Regions from separate parts of the Homo sapiens genome. Here region 2 is linked to region 1. Evidence: read pairs that join two places in POLR2A ChIA-PET (ENCODE). Cell type or tissue: PC-9. All regions are shown on one strand.

Region 1 (8,000 bases):
GTCACACGCGGCTGCAGCCAGTTGCCTGGGGAGGCCCCTGCCATACTGGGGTTTGCAAAGCAGGCCCAGGGCCTGGGAAGGATGAGGTCTGCAGCACGCAGGTGGCTATGCTGTCCTGCTACTGGGCGGACACTGCCCATAACTGACCTTTTTGATGAGTTCTGAGAGAAAGCACCGGGCATACTTGACTGACGGCGGGTGCTTCACACACACAGGATGCTTCACAGTCTACTGCAAGGGACAGAACATTGGTTGCTCGAGAGCCCGTCTTAAGTCGCCTATGAGCCTCAAGCCAACATGGCAGAGGGCAAACTCCAGGCTACCGGATCCCTCAGCAAAGATGCAGATGGACACAGCGTTCTGGCCCCATGCATCTGAAGTTTGTCTTAAGCTATAAGCCGTTTCCTAAAAATGCTTCCACTGCAGTGGCACAGGCTATGGCAGCATTTCTAATGCCCATTCTGAGCAGGAACACAGGGCACGTGGGCCCAAACCACCTCCCTCCCAGGGGAGCCAGTGTGAACCAGCGTTTGCAGTAAAGACAGTCGCCAACTGTCTGGCTCTATGGAAGAGGAGGGAAGGCCCACTCGGCAACTGCTCTCTTTCAGCGTGTGTCCCTGGGGACAGGATGGAGGGGAGGGGACGCTCAGGGTGACACTCCAGCTAAAGCCAAGAGAAGTCAAGTGCAGGACGAGCAAGTTCCAGGCAGTGGCAACAGCTGGTGCAAGCTCTGAGGTGGCCACAGCCTGGCACTTGGAAAGGAGGGCAGAGGGACTAGTGCAGCAGGACAGGGGATGGTAGGAAAACAGGAGCCTGGAGGGAGAGGGAGGAGACAGTCTGCAGTGCCTGCTGGCTGGGAGGGATGCAGATTCTGCCCAAGGGCAGCAAAGTACCCCACGCAATACACAGGCTCTTCAGGCTGGTGCTGGTTTTTCATTTTTTCTGACACAGAGTCTCGCTCTGTTGCCCAGGCTGGAGTGCAGTGGCCCAATCTTGGCTCACCGCAGCCTCTGCCTCCTGGGTTCAAGCGATTCTCCTGCCTCAGCCTCCCGAGTAGCTGGGACTATAGGCGTGCACCACCACGCCCAGCTAATTTTTGTTTTTTTAGTAGAGATGTGTTTTTGCCATGTTGGCCAGGCCCGTCTTGAACTCCTGACCTTAGGTGATCTGTCCACCTCAGCTTCCCAAAGTCCTGGGATTACAGATGTGAGCCAGTGCACCCAGCCTTGTGCTGGGTTTTAAAGCAGCTATTCCTACATTTCATGCTTCACCACCTACGAGAGTGATGCTCAGGGTGAAACTCAGAGCAGGGTGCAAGACAACTTCAGGTATCTCCATGCTCGAAGCCCTGACCTACTGTATTGCCCCAAAAGTCTTCCCTGCTGTGGCTGCATCTTTTCCACATGGATAATCTTGGTTCACCTCTAGCACAGGAATTCTTCACTGGGGCTCCTAGGATGGGCTGGGTGGGTGGGGGTGGACAATGTCTGCCTCCAGAGTTTGTATGGAAAATGTATTCTTCTGGTGCACTTCTTTCTGGGAGGGAGTCTATTGCTTTGTCTTTTCAGAAGGGCTCATGGCTCTTCGAAGGTGAAGACCCAGGATGCAGGGTGATCTGCACTTGGCCCTCAAGGCCAAGGTCAGGCTGTGGCTGGGCCGGGTGGTGATCCTGCCTCTCACCTACATGCAGATGCTCTTGAGTCCAAACCCCACCCTGGGCAAAGTAAGGGCCCATTTAGGTCTAGAAGAGACAGGAGTGGGCAGGACAGGCCTCACGAATGCAAAAAAGAAAGTCTCTGAGCATCTACCAAATGTTAGAAGCTGTTTTGCACCTGTCATCTCTGTTTTTGCTGTGGGGGGTTTAAAAAACTTTCCCTAGATTCCCCCCTCTCATGCAGAATTTTGTATATTCTGATATCTTTGTCTAAGTCTTATATAGAAAATGAAAGAGCTGGAGCTGTTGGAGGTGCCGACACCCACCTGCAGTGCTGACTCAATGGTTTTGTTCCTTGAACAGGGGTGTTTTTAAAGGGTACAAGCACACCTGTGCTTCTTCTCTCAGGTCTTCCGGAGAGATTCAGGAGGCAGGGTCATGAGTCCCAGGGACTCTGGAATTCTTACCTTCTGCAAAATATCCCGCAGCAGCTCAGAATCTGATGAGTCTCTTAACTTTGCTTCTAAGCTCTGTGTGGAGAGGAGAGAGAGAAATCTCAAGGGTGCATTCACAGGAACATTAAACACGCAATAGAATGAGTTGGCAAAGGGCTGTGTGATCTCTCCCTGGGGATGTGGAGCCAGTTGGAAGTGGAAGCCACAGCAGCTGAAAGCCTGACCTTCAGATGTCGCAGGGTGCACCTGGATGAGTCACAGGAAGAAGGTTAGAAGACTGACTCTTGGCCACATTAGTCCTGGCTACTTAGCGGCCACCCACGTCATGGGCCAGCTCCCTGGTTGCACTGGTCAGCCAGGAATTACCAGGGCAGCCATGGCACCAAAGTTTGATGGGCTTGCCATCTGAGTTTAAGTGGAAATGCAGAATGTGCCCATACCAGCCTGGGTTACATTGTCCTCTTACAGGGACCTCAAGCCCAGCAGCGAACTTTGGCTCCAGAGTTAGCCAGACTGTCTCGGCTGATATGTGACACAGGGCAAGGCACTTCATTGCTTCAGAGCTCCTTCCATGCCATAAAAGACCCTACAAGACCTGGTCCTAATCCCTCTCTCTGGCCTGTTCTCCCTCGCCTCTGGCCCACCCTGCTCACTCCACTCCAGCCACACTGGCTGCCTTGCTGTTGTTCCTCAACCACAGCTGGCTTGTTTCCACCACAAGGCCTTTGCATATCCTGTTCCCCAAGCCCTTCCCATGGCTGGCTGCTTCACCACTCAGGCCCCAGTTCAAATGCCACCTCTTTGGGGAAGGCTTCCCTGATTCCCCGACTTTGGTGACTCTTCTCCCCAGTTGCTCCATTCACCATTTCCCTGTTTTATTGGCTTTAAAGCCACTCTCATCTGGTCTTTTCTTGTTTATTCATTTATTTGTTAATTCTCTGGCTCTCCCATGCAAGCAGAGCCTCATCTGTCATGGGTACTGCTGATCCATGGTGGCTGGCTCACGGAAGGCATTTATTAAACATTTTGAGACTGAATAAAAACACTAGCTAACACCGACATGCATTTATCATGAGCCAGGCACTGATCCACAGGCTTTTGTACTCAACCCTGACGACAACCCTAAGAGGTAGGTATCATTATATCCCTCATTTTATTAATAAGAAAACAACAGCACAGAGAGATGCAGTCACTTGCCCAAGGTCACACAGGGCCAGGGCTTGGGCCAGGATTCGAAGCAGGCAGGCTGTCTCCTGGGTGTGAACTCTCAACTACTGCACCCTAATCAAACAATCCCTCTGGTTAAATGTGAGTGATAATAATAGTACCCACCTCGTGGGTGTTGAGGGTGAGCCCAAGTTAGCATGCAGCGCGGGCATGTGAACAATTATAGTCAATATTGAATGGAGACCTATGATGCTTTTATGAAGGTTTCTATTTTGGGTTAAAAATGCACAAATTTCTCCTGACCAGAAATGATCTCTGAGTGCTAAATATTTTATGTCAATGGAATAACCCAAATGATTAAGCAACACCCATAAAATGGGGCAGACCCAGGGAGGAATATATATCCAAACTGACTCATCCCAGTGAGCTCACCGCACATGAATTACAAATGGGGCCAGGTGCATTAAGCCCCTCTACTGGCAGAAGGGAGGCTGCTGCCTGCCATGGGCCTGTGCTGAGAATGGCAGGTCTCCAGGGAGAGGAGAGGCCACCCCCTTCTCTGTCTCTTCCATCACAGGTGTGAAAGCCTCAGCGCATGAGCTAATTCTGTGCAGTGCTCGACATACAGATGAGAACACTGAGGCACGAGGGACAGCCTGTGACCTGGTCACCGCGCTCAGTAGGACGTGGTTACCCGCGGTCCTGAGGGCGCTGACTTTTTAGAATGGGCGAGGGCAGCTGTGTCCCAGTGACCAGAAGGATTACTGTCTTTAAAAAGTCGTGAAAATGATCGTGAACTGTACCCCACAACGAGTGCGCGTGTGCCTCCCAAGACGGTGGAGAGGCCCCCAGCTTACGCCGCCAGCCCGCGGGGCAAGAAGGGTGCGAGCGACTCTGGCCAGGCCCCAGGGACGGGGACCGGGTCGCGCGGACCTGACCGGCGAGAGCCCAGGCACTCACGTGGCGGGAGCGCCGGGGGCTTCAGCACGGAGACCCATCCCGTCTGCCCCTGGACTCCCGCGAGCCCCGCGGACCTCTCCGCTAGCCCCGCCGCCCACCTGCCAGCGGAAGGAGCGCAGGGCGCGCGCTGCCAGGAAGCGGCGCTTGAAACTCTGCAGCAAGAGTTCGCTCCCCGCGTTCTCCTCGGGCGCCATGACGGGGGCGGGGCCTCAGCCTTGCCGGGAGACCGGGCGGAAGCCGGGCCTGGACTGAAGAGGGGGCGGGCCCAGGGCAGTGCACCGGGGCAGAGAGGGGGCGGGGCCTGGAGGTAGAGTCGTGGGGGTGGCTCTAGGGCGGGGCCAGGATGAGAGTTATGAGGCCGGGGCTTGGGGTGGGGCTAGGATGAGCATTATGAGGGCGAGGCCTGGGGTAGGGCCAGGATAAGTGTCGTTGGGGCAGGTCCTCGGGAGAGTTCAGGTTGGTGGGTCCTGGGGCGGGGCCAGGACAGGGCGATCCTGGAAGTGGGGCTTCGGAAGCGTCCAGGTTGGAGGCGTCCTGGAGGCGGGGCCTTGCATGGGGGCAGGATAAGATTCCCGGAGGCGGGCGTTAGGGTGGGGATAAACAATGATTGGGTTCAGGAGGCGAGACTCGGAGCAGAGTCCAGGAGACAGGTCTTGGGGCGGGGCTAAGACCAGACCAGGAGAAGCGCTCAGGAGGCGGGGCCAGGGCGGGGCGTTGGCTATGTCGTAGCACGTGGCCAGGCGCTGCTCGGACTCTGGGAGGCGGAGCTTAGGACGGGCCGACGTGGGGAGGGGCCCAGGGTCCGGGAGGCGGGGCCGAGTCCGGGCTGCGGGCTGCGCTCAGGAGGCGGGCCCTGGGAGGCGGAGCTTAGGGAGGGGCCGGTGTCGGGAGGGACCAAGAGACTGGGAGGCGGGTCGGGGCTGGGCTCAGGGGCGGAGAGGGAGCTGGGCTTGGGGCTGGGCCGAGACGGAGCGAGGGGTCCAAGGTGTGAGAAACGGGGAGGGGTTTGAGGAGGGGATTGGAGTGTGGCTCAAGTTCGGGAGGCGTTACCTGCGGAGGGTTTGAGGCAGGCCCAGGAGCGAGTCCACGGTCTGCCGACTCGGGGCCATGGTCGGGCCCCAGGATCCGGAGCTTCGGGCGGGGCCGAGTCCGGGTTTGGGGCCCAGGAGGCGGGGCCGTTAGGGCTAGGGTCCCCGGGATCGTCGGGTCAGGCCTTGGGCCAACGTAGGCACTCTCACAGTTCCTCCGCCTTCAGGAAGGTCTTTTTGGCAGGGGCCTTATGGGTGCGCGCTTCGGTCCTGGAGGCCTTATCCTAGCCTCCTCTCCATCAGCGCCACCCGTCTGGGGCCCGATAGGAGGGAGCTTTCCCTCTGTCCCCTAGCCTTTGGACTGTCACCAAACAAGCCATTCGTTCACCAAATACTTATTAAGCGTCTACCATGTGTCTGGCAAGGGATATGTAACAGTGAGAAAAACTAGGTGTGGTCCAGGCCCTCCAGGGGCTCAGGGGCTCGTGGAAGAAGTGGACATTGAAGTACTTATCACACAAATGAGTATAAAAGTACAATAGTGATATCTGCCACGAAGGCGAGCAGACAGAGCTAGCGGGGCTTCCAGGAGGAGTTTTGATCTTGCAGGGACAGGAAGGAGGAGTTAGCTCCTGGGGGGCGGGATTGGGGGTGGTGGTGATATAGACGTGGGGTCAGAGTGGAAAACAACAAAAATATAATTATTTTAGTTCAAAGTTATTGTGTCTTGAGTTGAAAGGCAGGGCAGTTAGCAACACAGTTCAGATTTCAGTACTGCCCCTGAAATCTGAACTGTGTTCAAAGTCTAAAACGTTTACCTTAGCAAATCCCTCATAAAACTCCATTTGGAAGAGTCCCGAGAGCTAATTTTTTAAGTATACTTGCAGAAGGTAGATGAGGAGACAGATTAAATCTTATTACCTCTTTCAGATGAGAGGCACTTGAGCCCTGCTCAGCTGTGAGAATAAGAGAGGGGAATTAATTCTAATTGAATACACGTGTTCTCTCACAGCTGTTGTTCCCCACCAGAACCAAATGAGCGCAAGATCTGACAAAGAAAAAAAAAAGGTTCATCTTTTATTCCCCCAAACACTTTCATTTAAATCAAGAGGGTGGGATGTGGTTATTGCTGTGTTTTTAGACAGAATCAACAGTTTCTGGGTCTGAGATGTTGCATACACCCTCTCAGTCCCTGTATCCTGAGATGGAGTCACCTGAGAATCCACAGCAAGTCCTAACCAGGGATGGGTCTGGGTGGTTAAGGAAGGTTGGCTTCAGAACTGGGCCAGAGGCACTGCTTTGCTTTTGCTGTTTTGATCAGCTCTCTGCCTGCAGGAGACAAGGAAAACCAACGGGAACAGGTTAGTTACGATCATAAATCCTGGGCTTATTTTATTAACTCACATAATAGCTATTAATTGCCTTTCCTCCAAGGAGCAAAAGGACATATACGGTCAATGCTATAAAAAGTAACACTGTATTATGTTATACTAAAATATTAATAAATCTAGGTTGGTTGAGTGTTTCCTGATTCCATAGATTGGAAGCGGATTGAGGAAGGACCCTAGCAGACCACAGAGCTGAGCCATGCACAGAGAAGAAATCTTTTCTTCTTTTGTATTTTTTTGAGACGGAGTTTCGCTCTCTTTTTGCCCAGGCTGGAGTGCAATGGCGCGATCTCGGCTCACTGCAACCTCCACCTCCCGGGTTCAAGCGATTCTCCTGCCTCAGCCTCCCGAGTAGCTGGGATTACAGGCGTGAGCCACCATGCCGGGCCATTTTTGTATTTTTAGTGGAGACAGGGTTTGAACACGTTGGCCAGGCTGGTCTCAAATTCCTGACCTCAGGTGATCCGCCCGCCTCTGCCTTCCAAAGTGCTGGGATTACAGGCGTGAACCACCGCGCCCAGCCAGAAGAAATCTTTATCTTGGTGTGCGGGCTCTGATGAGGGACAAATGTCATCTATCTTGGATCTGAATCTGGAAGGATCAAGGCACTGAAGGGATTTGTTTCAGACAGTCTCCCTCTGTTGCCAGGCTGGAGTGCAGTGGCATGATCTTGGCTCCTGCAACTTGTGCCTCCCGGGCTCAAGCGATTCTCCTGCCTCAACCTCCCGAGTAGCTGGGACTACAGGCACGCGTCACCACGCCCAGCTAATTTTTGTATTTTTAGTAGAGACAGGGGTTCACCATGTTGGCCAGGATGGTCTCGATCTCTTGACCTCATGATCCATCTGTCTTGGCCTCCCAAAGGGCTGGGATTACAGGTGTGAGCCACCATGCCCGGCCTCACTGAAGGGATTTTTTTAATGTCACGTGGCTCTCACAGGTGCGGTGTGTTCGAGTGCAAGTGAAGATTAGGACTGATGCTTAAAACCAAACGTAAAATTCCAGGTGGTGTTGCTATGGGAAACAGCATTAGGACAATCTGAGTGGTTTCAGTTGCAAGAGTGTGCGTGTACGTGCAAGAACTACAGTCAAGGTTCAACTTCTGGCTTTGAGGGTCTCTTTAATAACAGTAATAACAACCTAAGGCAGTTTAACAGTATGGAATGGTTGCCTTTTAGAAATTAAGCTATGGGCATGGAAGTTCAATCAGTACATTGAAGTTTTTCCTTTATCTCTCCTATGGTTAATGGTTTCTGCAGAAAAGGACCAGTTGATTTCTTTCTAAAACGTTGCTTCAGGGTGTAGAGACCTTTATAGGTCGTGTTTCAACTTACAGAAAATTTTATAG
Region 2 (8,000 bases), 160 kb after region 1:
GTACCTACTGACTTTTCTCCAAGCCACCTCAAAAGAGGCGCTAGACAAGATTGGCTCCAATGTCTGAACATGTGTGCACAGCTCTAGAGCCGACCTCAGGACACTGAGTCAAAGGTTAGGAGTACAACAGTGAACAACCACCATCCTCTTTTCAATGAGCTTTGCATTTAATGAGAGAAATAAAAAGCAAAAAAAAAAAATCATTTTCAACTCAGAATGGTAAGAGTTATGGTGACAGTATGCCTGGGGCAATGGGAGCACAAAGAAGGGGCACCCAATCGGCCAGGTGCAGTTGTTCATGCCTGTAATCCCAGCACTTTGGGAGGCCAAGGTGGGTGGATCACTTGAGGCCAGGAGTTCGAAAACAGCCTGGCCAACATGGTGAAATTCTGTCTTTACTAAAAATACAAAAACATTAGCCGGTTGTGGTGGTGGGCACCTGTAATTCCAGATACTCAGAAGGCTGAGGTGGGAGAATTGCTTGAACCCGGGAGGCGGAGATTGCAGTGAGCCAAGATCGCGCCACTGCACTCCAGCCTGGATTGCCAGAGCGAGACTCCGTCAAAAAAAAAAAAAAGCCAGGAGATAGGTGGGCATGCAATCTCTATCAGGTGGTCAGAAATCCTTCTCCACCACAGGACTCCTCAGTTGAAGACTAGAATATGGTAGGAATTAGCCAGGTTGATAGGAGAGGTGTGGAAGATCATTCCCAGCAGAGGGAAGAGCATGTGCAAAAGTCGAGACATGAGAGGGTGAGAAGCTGAGAGATGTTCATATAATTGTAAAAAGTGACTAATGTAGAGGTAAGTTGGAGCCAAATCTTAAAGGCTCTTTGTCATGTTTATCCTGTAGACAAAGGGAGACAGTAGATGTTTTTAGGCAGGGGAGTAATGATCCACTTTGTGCTATAAAAAGAGCAGTCTGGCTGGAGGAGAGTGGGAGGTGAGTAGATCAGGTAGGATGTTGCAATACACCAAGTGAGACAAGATGGTTGGCTGGACCAAGGCTGTGGCAGTGAGGATGGAGAGGAGACAGTAGACTAACTTCACTGAGACAGAGGGAGGAATGAAGGAGGAGGCCCAGGTGTTTTGGAAGCTGGGTGGATGGTGGTGTGAATCTGACGTGGTGACCCCAGGCAGAAGAGGAAATCAGGAGAGGAAAGGTAAGATGAGGTCAATGCAAGACAGACAGCCAAGTGGAGATAACAACTGGGCAGTTGGATTCATCAGCCTGGAGTTATACAGAGAGCTCTGGAATTGAAATAAAGAGGAAACGACGTTGGGAATAAGTGAATCCTCCCAGAATAATGTGTAGAGAAAGGAGAATAGAACACAGGGGACAGAAAAAGGGAAGAGATTTGTTATTAAAACCAACCATCCATCAGACATCTTCCAATACAACACTTGTTAGAGGTTTCCTCAGTGTGAGTTATTCAGGACCAGAGCTAAAGACCATGTTCCCAATAAAATCACTTCTGGGAAGGTCTTCATGAAAACATTTAATGCTGCTTTTAAAACAACAACAACAACAACAAAAAGGTTTTAGCTGCTGCACAGACCCTGGAGCAATTTTTCGGCAAGAGTCTATCAAACACGTATCTGATCTGACTCAAGGAGGTGTCATATCAAGTGTAAAAATCCAATTCCAATGTCCATAAGAGCCTTTCTTCCAGGTAAAAGACCCTAATCCAGTTGAAGTGATATTCTATTGATTAATAGGCTGGGAATACACAGGTTGTTGGTTTTTGAGATTTCCCTCCCTGTGCCTTCATGCCAGCTGTGAAAGAGTCAAAAGGCTCCTAACTGTCAAAATAAAAATGACACTTGGTCACAGAGGAAACAGATTATAGGTCAATCACATTGATGACTTTTTAAATATGAGAAGCCATTAATGTTACTGAGTAAGCAAATCTGTTTGCATAACCAGATTTTTATAGGCTACTGGGAATAAAGGTTTTCCTAAGTGGGTGATTTGTACAACGATAGCCTTTGGGTCTCTGATGGAACAGCTCTGATGAGGAAATGTTCCTTTAATTATGTGGAAGGCCAATTACCACGTTATAGCCACATTGTTTTGCAGATTGCATATAATTTCACCATTTCCATAGCTTCAGCACTATAATTCTGGAGAAAATTCAGGCACCAAGAAGACACTTGAGGCACATTATGCTGGAGACAAAGATGTTTTAACGAATTCAATTTAAGCTTCAACATTAAAGTTATTTTGTTGAATAAAACATAATGCAATAGTGAGCTTGTGTATGTCAACTGTATAGTGGAGGTAATAATAGCTAGAGAGAGCATGTCCCGTCTCCTCTTTTTAATGCTCATTTGAGTAACACGTAATGTTATAGAGAGAACCTTTCTCTAATATGTGTTTCATCTCAGGCTAAGCGTGATTTGTGCAACTGTGCTTCATGAAAAAAAAGGTAAAGGATCTAATTTGAGAGCCATTCACAAAAGTGCTACCACTTGATGTTTTTTATACTCTGAGATTTCTTATTCCCAGTGCCTACCAGGAATGGACTTTCTGGAGAAGCTCAGATTAATCACTCCTTATGAGAGGTGACAGCATGCTGGCAGCTCTCACAGCCCTCGCTCGCTCTCGGCACCTCCTTTGCCTGGGCTCCCACTTTGGAGGCACTTGAGGAGCCCTTCAGCACGCAGCTGCATGGTGGGACCCCCTTTCTGGGCTGGCCAAGGTCAGAGCTGGCTCCCTCAGCTTGCAGGGAGGTGTGGAGGGAGAGGCATGAGCTGAAACCAGGGCTACGCATGCTGCTTGCCTGCCGGCTGGAGTTCTGGGTGGGCGTGGGCTTGGTGGCCCCGCACTAGGAGCTGCCAGCCGGCCTTGCTGGTCCGGGCAGTGAAGGGCTTAACACCTGGGCCAGCAGTTGCTGTGCTCGACTTCTCGCCGGGCCTTAGCTGCCTCTCTGTGGGGCAGGGCTCCGGACCTGCAGCCCACCATTCCTTAGCCTCCCCACTCCATGGGCTCCTGCGTGGCCCGAGCCTCTCCGACAAGCACCGCCCCCTGCTCCACGGCACCTAGTCCCATCGACCACCCAAGGGCTGAGGAGTGTGGGCGCACGGAGAGGGACTGGCAGGCAGCTCCACTTGCAGCTCCTGTGCGGGATCCACTGGGTGAAGCCAACTGGGTTCCTGAGTCTGGAGGGGACTTCTAGAACCTTTATGTCTAGCTAAGGGATTGTAAATACACCAGTCGGCACTATGTATGTAGCTCAAGGTTTGTAAACACACTATTCAGCACCCTGTGTCTAGCTCAGGGTTTGTGAATGTACCAATCGACACTCTGTATCTAGCTACTATGGTGGGGACTTGGAGAACCTTTGTGTGGACACTCTGTATCTAGCTAATCTAGTGGGGATGTGGGGAGCCTTTGTGTCTAGCTCAGGGATTGTAAACGCACCAATCAGTGCCCTGTCAAAACAGACCACTCAGGCTCTCTGTAAAATGGACCAATCAGCAGGATGTGGGTGGGGCCAGGTAAGAAAATAAAAGCAGGCTGCCCGAGCCAGCAGTGGCAACCCACTGGGGTCCCCTTCCACACTGTGGAAGCTTTGTTCTTTTGCTCTTTGCAATAAATCTTGTTGCTGCTCACTGTTTGGGTCCACACTGCCTTTATGAGCTGTAACACTCACTGAGAAGGTCTGCAGCTTCACTCCTGAAGCCAGCGAGACCATGAACCCACTGGGAGAAATGAACAACTCCAGACCTGCAGCCTTAAGAGCTGTAACACTCACCGTGAAGGTCTGCAGCTTCACTCCTGAGCCAGCGAGACCACGAACCCCACCAGAAGGAAGAAGCTTCAAACACATCTGAACATCAGAAGGAACAAACTCCAGACACACCACTTTTAAGAACTGTAACACTCACCAGGAGGGTCCGCGGCTTCATTCTTGAAGTCAGTGAGACCAAGAACCCACCAATTCTGGACACACTTATACACTTGGCACTGGGAGGTCTGTATGGAGCAAGTGAAGAAATCAGCAGAGTGAAGATAGAGGGAGAACATGATGGGGGAAAGGCAAAGTTACTGCCATGTTGGTTTCAATTCTGCCACTCATGAGTGAGACCCATGACCTCCTCTCTCTAGGACTCTGTTCTTCTTATCTGTAGAGTGGAGGAATAGAAGGGCCTTTTAAAGTATTAACATTTCCTGACCTATCTGTAAAACACTTTCATTCAAACTGATGGGAATCTTGACTACTTTGCCAAGAGGACATAATAATCATCAAGCTGAATGCACCAAACAACATTGCCTGAAACTATCTAAGCAAAAACTGAGAAAGTTACACAGGACAGACACACCTCCTATAAGAGTAAGAACTCTTCAGCACATGCTTAGTGTGTCAAAGACAATGCTATGTTCACACCATTCCTCTTCCTGGACATGCAGAAGGACTACGTTTCCCAGCCTCACTTGCAGTTAGTTTGGAACCATGTGACTGCATTTCCACCAATAGGAATGTAAGAAATCCCTTCAGGCCAAGGTTATCAAAGGCAAGTGTGAGCTATATTCCCTCTCTCCCTATCCATATGGCTACAAGTGAAAAACTCTGAGATGGCAGAATTAAAAGATGGAAACCTCCAGAATCTCTGAATCACTGTTGGACAAGGGCCCCCAAGGAGAACCCCTGCCCTACACCAGACTATGTTATGGGTGCCAACCCACTGAGAATTCAGGGTTTATTCATCTCAGCAGCAGTCTACTGTTACACTGACTAACATCCTAAGGTTTGAGAGATCTAGCATATTGTTAATTGAAGCTAGATTTCAATTACACTGAGAACCTTATCTATTTAAAAATAAAAACTCTCCTAAAAAAAACAAATAATCCACATTCCTTTTAACCACGTGGCAAATTTGCAAAGAAAAAAAAAAAACTGGCCACATATTAGGCCATAAAGAAGTCTCAACAAGATCCACTATACGATTGACATTGTCCAGACCACATTTTCCTGACCATAATGCAACAAAATTAGAAGTCAACAGCAAGAAGATAGCTAAACACAAGCACACATTTGGAAAATTAAAAATATCCTTTCATGAGTTAAATGAAAAATCACAATAGAAATTACTAAACATTTACAACAGAACGAAAATACAACTTTATATATATATATGTATATATATATATATGTATATACATTTTTTTGTGAGTCTTCCAACTTTGTTCTTCTTTTACAAGGTTATATGGGAAATTCTGGGTTTCCTGCAATTCCTCATACAGTTTTATGCTGTTTGTCAATTTCGGTGGCTGGGATGAACTTATCGTAGTTCTCATAGACCAGGGTTTGCATGTCGCTGTCTAGAGCCCGGATCTGCTGCACCATGTCCGTCTCACTGTCGATCAGCTGGGCCAGAGGGCACTCTCTAGGCAGCTTGTCCAGGTAAACTTCCGGGTCGAAGTGCGCCCCGTTCAGATCAGTGGGGTCCAGGGGGTCGGGCCCCGCAGGGAGTCCCAACGCCTCCCCTTCCGAGAGGCCTTTGTAAAGCTTTAGCATCCTGTGTGCCTTCCGCCGACGCTCCGTGAGCCTCCCGCTCCTGCCCTTCTGGGGAGTCCCCAGGTCCACATCCTGGGCTAGGCCCAGTGACAGCTGCCGCCGCCATAGGTCCAACTGCAGCCCACGGGCGTAATTTTTATATTTTTAAGTTGGATACATGGAGCTACTTGGCTTTTGCTTTCATCACATCGTTGAGGAAAGAGGTGGTTGCTTATGGTACCCCTGTTTTTACTGCAACCTGTAATGGATGAGAACCTCCCTGTTGCAGAGAGCAAAACACTGAACTAAATTGTGCTGTAACACAGCCCTGTGTTGGGGGATTGGGAGTGATCATGCAAACGCTTGCAAATTTGCAGTGACAGAGACAATCGTTTGGGCAGCTGTTCACTATAGGAAAAGGCAATTGACCAAAAGTCAGTTACTGAGCTATCTCAATACTTTCATTTTATTTTAACTTTTGGCAGCAAGGTGCAATTAAAGGAGAGAAAGAAAACAAAATGATAAGTGTAAGATAATGTACACACAAGTGTGAAAGAAAATGACAAGACAGGATGACTATTTGTCTCTTGGTTAGCTCCTTGGGCTCTATGTCTCCTTCCTCAGAGAACCTCGTTTTCCTTTGTCCAGATTTGTTAAGGTGGATAATCCAGGCGCCTGCTCCCCCCATGATAGAAGCCAAAGACGTCCCTGGAGCCGCCTCCCGCTTCATCCTTTCCTGCACTGCCCACATGGACACAACTCAGCCGATTAGACTTCCTCTCAGAACTTTAGTCTTGAGCAAAGGGATTAAAGGGTGAAGTGACTGAAGGTATGCCCTTCCAAAGTAGTACGTGAGCTAATGGCTAAAGTTTGTCAAGCCCATCCAAGCACTTTTTTTCGTAATTTTCATTTATTTATTTATTTGAGACAGAGTCTTGCTCTGTTGCCCAGGCTGGAGTGCAGTGACGTGATCTCGGTTCACTGCAACCTCTGTCTCCGGCTTCAAAGGAGTCTCCTGCCTCAGCCTCCCCAGTAGCTGGGATTACAGGCATATGCCACCATGCTTGGCAATTTTTTTTTTTTTTTTGTATTTTTAGTAAAGACAGGGTTTCACCATGTTGGCCAGGCTGGTCTCGAACTCCTGACCTTGTGATTCGCCTGCCTCAGCCTCCCAAAGGGCTGGGATTACAGGAGTGAGCCACCGCGCCCAGCTTCATAAAGTTTTAAGCAGAGCTCAGAGGTCTTAGCCACAGGCACAACGGAGGAGCATTTTTGAAACACTTTCCAGCTTCCTCAATAGGAATGGAAGCCAAACTCCGAATTGATGACTCCTTTGAGGAAGTCAAGAGCTGTAAAGAAAGCCAGGAACAGGGGCAAGGGAGAGATGCGTCCCGAATGATCCTGTGCCAATTCTTTCTGGAATCCTTGATGTGATCTCAGCTGCCCTTTCTATACATGACACAGTGATTGTGGAACCCACTGGTCTATCTGTGGTCTCCAAGGAACCCCCAAAGGGAAGGGCAGAGTGAGCAGGGCCATCGGCCTGAGTGACAAGGATTTGAGAGGACAGGTTGGATGCAGGGAGAGGACTGGCCAAATGCCATGTGTCTGGACTTAGACTGCCTGGTTCAAATTGGACTTCGCCCTTTTTGACTTCGTGATCTGGTACAAGCTACATGAAAATCCGTTGCGCCTTTTCTAGTCTGTAAAATCATCCTGAAATGTGCACTAATAACATGGAGACTACGCAGATGAAATGAAACAAGCTGCATAGAGAACAGAGCTCAGAGCCTGGCCTTTAGGAAGCCCTCAGTAAGGGTTCATGATGTCATGGTGTCTGTCGTCATCCTCTTTATCCTCATCATCACCTTCATAATCTCTTTGTTGTTCTTAGGGAATAGTTTAGAGGGACTGATTCCCTGCTATCATGGGTGAGATGTCTATGAAAAGGACAACCAGTGGGGGAGGAAAGCAAAATTTTGAATAAGATTTCTGAGACCCCCAGCACAACCAAGAACAGGAACTCCACAGTCTGCTGAGCAGAGAGTTGCATATTGGTCTCCTCCCATCTGCCCACCGCACTCCCCTGTTTGTCCTTAGGATGAGGAAACAAACAAGGCTCCCGACCGTCCCTCAGCACTCACTTGAAGGGGTGGCCTGCCCCTCCACACCTGTGGGTATTTCTAGTCATGTGGGACGAGAGACTGAGAAAAGAAATAAGACACAGAGACAAAGTATAGAGAAACAACAGTGAGCCCAGGGGACTGGCGCTCAGCATACCAAGGACCTGCACCGGCACCGGCCTCTGAGTTCCCTCAGTTTTTATTGATTATTATTTTTATTATTTTAGCAAAAAGGAATGTAGTAGGAGGGCAGGGTGACAATAAGGAGAAGGTCAGCAACGAAGATGTGAGCAATAGAATCTATGTCATAATGAAGTTCACGGGAAGGTACTATGACTGGACGTGTGCGTAAGCCAGATTTATGTTTCTCTCCACCC

Evidence for each region. ChIA-PET counts read pairs that join two places held together with the same protein. Peaks named below come from ENCODE experiments on the same cell type or tissue, not always from the same donor. Only the 100,000 strongest peaks of a DNase experiment are listed, where the experiment ranks them.
Region 2: POLR2A ChIA-PET joins it to region 1 with 8 read pairs; 2 of 35 experiments call an interaction of 5 or more read pairs at or near these places.

Annotation. Positions count from the first base shown.
Region 1 is chr11:71,783,967-71,791,966 of GRCh38, reverse strand. It overlaps the pseudogene FAM86C1P. Among named protein-coding and RNA genes, the nearest start is that of DEFB108B, 45 kb to the left of the region's middle. RefSeq lists a silencer at 4,866-5,175. In PC-9, no CTCF peak of the experiment used is centred here; DNase peaks (open chromatin) are centred at 2,336, 3,706, 4,796 and 5,186; H3K4me3 peaks cover 2,542 bases; H3K27ac peaks cover 3,341 bases.
Region 2 is chr11:71,626,672-71,634,671 of GRCh38, reverse strand. It overlaps the pseudogene VPS51P11. Among named protein-coding and RNA genes, the nearest start is that of KRTAP5-11, 48 kb to the right of the region's middle. In PC-9, no CTCF peak of the experiment used is centred here; no DNase peak of the experiment used is centred here.